Linked DNA regions of Homo sapiens: region 1 is linked to region 2. The links are chromatin contacts, found by Hi-C or POLR2A ChIA-PET in ENCODE. All regions are on one chromosome and are shown on one strand. Each heading gives the region's core, a stretch centred on a gene start or an enhancer-like site at or near the end of the contact. The rest is flanking DNA. Distances are from core to core; before and after follow the strand shown.

Region 1 (2,700 bases), core at 153-2,652, 35 kb after region 2:
TGCTACTTAAAATAGGTGTATTAATATTTTTACTGTATGTAAATTATACCTCAATAAATTTGATTTAAAAAACAGGCCGGGTGTGGTGGCTCACGCCTGTACTCCCAGCACTTTGGGAGGTCGAGGTGGGCAGATCAGCTGAGGTCAGGAGTTCAAGACCAGCCTGGCCAACATGGTGAAATCCTGTCTCTACTAAAAATACAAAATAAGGTCAGCGTGGTGGCACACGCCTGTAATCTCAGCTACTGGGGAAGCTGAGGCAGAAGAATCACTTGAACCTGGGAGGTGGAGGTTGCGGTGAGCCAAGATCGCACCATTGCACTCCAGGCTGGGCAAAAAGAGTGAAACTCCGTCTCAAAAAAAAAAAAAAATTAGTTTTCTATTTTTATAATGTCATTTTATGAATGTATGTTTCAGTTATTCTTACAACAGTAGTATTTGTGGAATTATCTTTAGGTTACAAAGACCTGTTTTAACAAATGCAATCCAGGTAGAAGGGTATAGTGCAATTAAAACAAACATTTAAAGCTTAGTTGAGAGTTCTGACACTTCTTTAAAAGTCAATATAAAAACTAATACCTGAATATGCTAGAAAATGGAAAAGGGCATCCTAAAAGTAAGATTATTGCACAAATGAGGATTTCACATAGGACTAGTTATTTGGGACTTACTTCCCAGGAGGAGATTAGGACACATCGGGACACATAGAAATAAACCCGAGCCTTCCTTGTCCCTACTTCCTTTCCTCAGTTCTAGCTCAGAAAGAAAGTCTAGCAATTTAGAATGTCCTGAAGTTTGAGAGATGCTTTTACATTTTTACATGTGTATCAGTAGAAGGTAGCAAAATCCCAGCTGCTTTTGCCTGAGCTCACTTTTGTACAGTTTTTTTTTTTAACTCATAATAAGCATTTGAAGGAAAAAAAAAAAGCATCATTCCTCTCTCTTGTCTTGGTAAAGTCCTCAAAAATAGTGAATCAGGGAGGTGATAAAGAGTTTAAAAATGACAAACTTTGGGGATGTGGAAAGTTAATCCAAGTGGGGGAAGGCAAAAAAAATCACAAGCAAGGGGAAGAAAAGAAAAAAAAATGGGTAGAAATGCAGCATCTTTACAACTGTTACCGTAAGAAAAAAATATGCCAACGATTCTCAAACGTCAGGGAGGTCTGAGGTCAGCAGCTCACTTAGGAACACACTGTGCCATTCCAAAGATAAAAAAAGGAGCTGAATCACCTTGGAAGTCTGATTCTGTAAACACTGTTACCAAATAAGCTTTTCTCTAAGGGATTCCTTCTCATGGCAGAATAAGAGAAGGGAAACACACCTGCGCAATGCAACTTCCCTAGTACTCAGCATCCGGAAGATGTTTTGCAGCCGAGGCCTCAAGTGGGAAAACACTTTCATTTGTTTTGACTTTGTAAGCCAGCATGGACACGTGGGGCATGTGTGGAGTACCAGCAAGGACAGGAAATTTGGAATCATGGTGTGTTAGAAGTGGAAGGAACCATGGGTTCGTTTTCTATTGCTGTGTAACTAATTACCACAAACTTAATGGCTTAAAACAAAACAAAGTTATCTCACAGTGTCCAAGGGTAAGGAGTCCAGGCATAGCTGAGGTGAGTCCTCCTTACAGGGAGCCACAAGGATGCAGTCCGGTGCCATCTGGAGCTTGGGGTTCTCTTTGAAGATCATTCAGGTTGTTGGCAAAATTCAGCTGTAGGACTGGGTTCCCTGTTTCCTTGCTGGCTCTCATTGACTCTCAGCTTCTAGAAAAAGCCTTTGGGCCCTAGCTCCATGGCCCTCTGACAATATAGCCGCTTTCTCAAGAAGAATCTCTCTGCACTCTGCTGCAGGCTGAGTAGCCCTTATCTGAAATGCTTGAGACCAGAAGCATTTCAGATTTTGGACTTTTTCAAATTTTGGAATGTAAGTATTATACTTACCGGTGGAGCATTCCAAATCCCAAAATCCCATATTAGAGAGCCTTATAATCATGTTAATCAAGTACTTATGGGAGTGACTACCCCATTACCTTAATCATATAACGTAACCTAGTCAATGAAGGGACTATCCCATCATATTCATATTCCTGCCCACATTCAAGTATTATTCTTTCAGGTCATATACACCAGAGGATGGGAATATTGGGGGGCATCTTAGAATTCTAACAACCAAAACCATCAGCACTATCCTATGCACATTCTTTTTTTTTTTTGAGACGGAGTCTTGCTTTGTCGCCCAGGCTGGAGTGCAGTGGTGCGATCTCGGCTCACTGCAAGCTCCGCCTCCTGGGTTCACGCCATTCTCCTGCCTCAGCCTCCCGAGTAGCTGGGACTACAGGCGCCCGCCACCGTGCCCAGCTAATTTTTTGTATTTTTAGTAGAGACAGGGTTTCACCGTGTTAGCCAGGATGGTCTCGATCTCCTAACCTTGTGATCCGCCCACATTCTTATTTCATGGGGAGAAACTGAGGTCCATAGAAGATATACTAAATTATCCAAAAAGTCATAAAGTAGTTATCAGGACAGTAAGAGCTGAATCCTGGTCTCCAAAATCCATGTCTACTGCTTGCCACTCTCTCAAGCTTCCTTCTGCCACTGACATGGTTAGCGGTAAGGTTGTATTTCAGGAAAGGAGGAAAAAAGCACCAAGACAATCAGCTAAGCCACGAATCTTTATGTAGATGCTATGAGTGGCAGAAAA
Region 2 (2,700 bases), core at 161-2,660:
GATAGTCATTTTTTACCTGATCTTCACTGTGCTTCTCCTGAAGCATCATCTGGACTTTTTCTAAATTGCACTTCACTGTTTTCAGTTTCAGGGAAAGCGCTTCAGCCTCATGTTGAGTGGCTCCATTATCTCCCAGGCCCTGATCTTTGCAAGTCTCTAACAGAAAGGCAACCTTGTGCTCAATCTCTGTTAGCATAGCCTAGGAAATAAAAGCATTTAATTATTCATAATGTTGTTCTTGAAGAAGTATTGTGCCTGCAAACAAGTTAAGACTTACTCTTTTTACTTAAGTGTATACAAGAAGTCCCAGAAACACAGGATGGAAGAAACCCTGGAAAAACAAAAACTTCCACAGAATTCTTGTACTTTTCAGTAGGGATGCAACCAAACCAATCCCAATTACACATGTCACTCTGTAAAATAATTTAAGTAAATGACTCTATAGTCGCCTTACAAAACATAGCAGAATGTATCCAGCAGAGGATAGTGGTTAAGAACACAGATCTTGGAACTAGACTATCTGGTTTCAGATCCCAGTCCTACCACTTAGTAGATGTGTAAACACAGGCACCTTACTTTAGAGGAGTGTGCCTCTAGTAGTCTGTAAAATGAAGATAATAACCGAACTCACCTCCTAAGGTCATTATCAGGAGTGAATGAATTAAATCCATGTACTTTGGCCAGTGCTTGATACATCTGTGCTTAAAAAGTGCAGATATTCTTATTTTCCCCCTACCTTCCTAATCTTTTTTTTTTTTTTTTTCTGAGACGGAGTCTCACTCTGTTGCCCAGGATAGAGTGCAGTGGTGTGATCTCGGCTCACTGCAACCTCCACCTCCCAGGTTCAAGTAATTCTCCTGCCTCAGCCTCCCGAGTAGCTGGGATTACAAGAGTGCGCCACCACGCCCAGCTAATTTTTGTATTTTTAGTAGAGATGGCGTTTCGCCATTTTGGCCAGGCTGGTCTCAAACTCCTGACCTCGTGATCTGCCCACCTAGGCCTCCCAAAGTGCTGGGATTACAGGCATGAACCACCATGCCTCGCCTACCTTCCTAATCTTTTATGTTGCAATCCAAGTGTGGAGTAGGAATTTAAAAAAGAATTCCACGTAACTGTTTGAAAATTATTTCCCTTGCTCTTTTCCTTCTCTTTCTCAAGACAAATAAGCCTCCAAACTCTCACAACACCATAGAAGAAATAATTTGGAACCTGAAATATTTAGTTATTGATACAACCGGCCAATTCACACAAATCTAAAAATATATCAGCTGGATGAAGTAAGTTTCCCAGTAAGTCTCGGTCATTGTATTCCTGCTCAACAGATCAAGTTTGCCCTCTCCTGGGGCTCAGCAGCCTGCTCGGTCATGCCAGCTGGCTGGGCACTCACGTCAGCAGCAACAGACAAACTCACATTCCAGCACCATGATCATTTGTACTAAAACTCGGTGCGTGACTAAGAACAAGTTCCATTCATTGAGCGAATTTAAGGAATTAAAAATTTTCCTTAAGGACGAACTCTATTCTTAAAACAAAATTGCAAATAATTTATCCTATAACTCCTTCATCCAAGCAAGCTGTAACAGGCCCCTTTATCTATGCTTTTACTTTCTGTGGTTTCAGTTACCTGCAGTCAATCAGGGCTCAAAAATATTAAATGGAAAATTCCAGAAATAAATAATTCATACATTTTAAATTTTGCACCACCTGAGTAGCGTGATAAAATTGCACACCATCCTGCTCCATCCCGCCCAGGATGTGAATCATCCCTTTGTCCAGCATATTCATACTCCAGCACTCGGCTCATTAGTTACTTAGTAGAGGTTGAGTATACCTAATCTGAAAATCCAAAATCCCAAAATGCTCCAAAACCTGAAACTTTTTATGCACCATGCCAGAAGTGGAAAATTCCACACCCAACCTCATGTGATGGGTCACAGTTGAACTCTGTTTCATGTATAAAATTATTAAAGTTATTATATAAAATAACCTTCAGGATATGTATATGAGGTATAGATAAAACATAAATTGAGGCCTAGCATGGTGGCTCATACCTGTAATCCCAGCACTTCGGGAGGCTGAGGCAGGAGGCTCACTTGAGGCCAGGAGTTTGAGACCAGCCTGGGCAACACAGTGAGACCCTGAGTCTACAAAAAATAAAATTAGCCAGGCATGGTGGTGTACGCCTGTAGTCCCAGCTATTCCGGAGACTGGGGCAGGAGGATTGCCTGAGCCCGTCAGGTCAAGGCTGCAGTGAGCCATGATCATGCTACTGCACTCCAGCCTGGGTAACAGAGCAAGACCCTGTTAACTCTAATATAAATAAAGAAATTAATTAATTAATTTAGTGTTTAGACTTGGGTCCTCTCTCTAAGATATCTCATTATGTATTTGCAAATATTCCAAAATCCCTCCCAAAAAACCAAATGCAAAATACTTCTAGTTCCAAGCATTTGGGGATAAGGGATACTCACTCTGTAGCCATCTCAGTTGTCAGATCGAAAAAACATAATACACACAGAGTTTGGTACTATCCACGGTTTCAGGCATCCATTGGGGGTCTTGTAACACAACCCCCACAGACAAAGGTGGGACTACTCTACTTATGTCCTCTATAGATTCTTCTAAGTTTAAACAATATGTACCCATAGACTGTACAGTGGCTATAAACAAAATGTAGCATAATTTTATGCTCTGTTTTTC

The links. A loop is a pair of places that touch in the nucleus more often than their neighbours do. ChIA-PET counts read pairs that join two places held with the same protein, here RNA polymerase II (POLR2A). Pooled maps may share reads with other maps.
Region 1: a map of ascending aorta shows a loop between it and region 2 (10-fold over the local background). The contact joins two enhancer-like sites. A Hi-C loop is called at or near these places in 10 of 168 maps with a recorded cell type or tissue (MCF 10A, PC-3, aorta and 5 more), 2 of 37 single-sample maps with no recorded cell type and 13 of 50 pooled maps. POLR2A ChIA-PET finds 5 or more read pairs at or near these places in 4 of 52 experiments (AG04450, MCF 10A, OCI-LY7 and 1 more).

What each region holds. Positions count from the first base shown.
Region 1 is chr14:64,081,598-64,084,297 of GRCh38, reverse strand. The region is part of intron 57 of SYNE2 (spectrin repeat containing nuclear envelope protein 2); the gene reads right to left. Among named protein-coding and RNA genes, the nearest start is that of MIR548H1, 12 kb to the left of the region's middle. Within about 2 kb of position 1,402, at least 6 of the 41 ENCODE cell types and tissues checked have a DNase peak (open chromatin) inside an H3K27ac peak, as active enhancers do; they include ascending aorta and gastrocnemius medialis, where a contact is called at or near this core.
Region 2 is chr14:64,116,926-64,119,625 of GRCh38, reverse strand. It overlaps SYNE2 (spectrin repeat containing nuclear envelope protein 2), which reads right to left. Exons shown (of 116, transcript NM_182914.3): 67 at 17-199. Among named protein-coding and RNA genes, the nearest start is that of MIR548H1, 23 kb to the right of the region's middle. Within about 2 kb of position 1,410, at least 13 of the 41 ENCODE cell types and tissues checked have a DNase peak (open chromatin) inside an H3K27ac peak, as active enhancers do; they include ascending aorta and gastrocnemius medialis, where a contact is called at or near this core.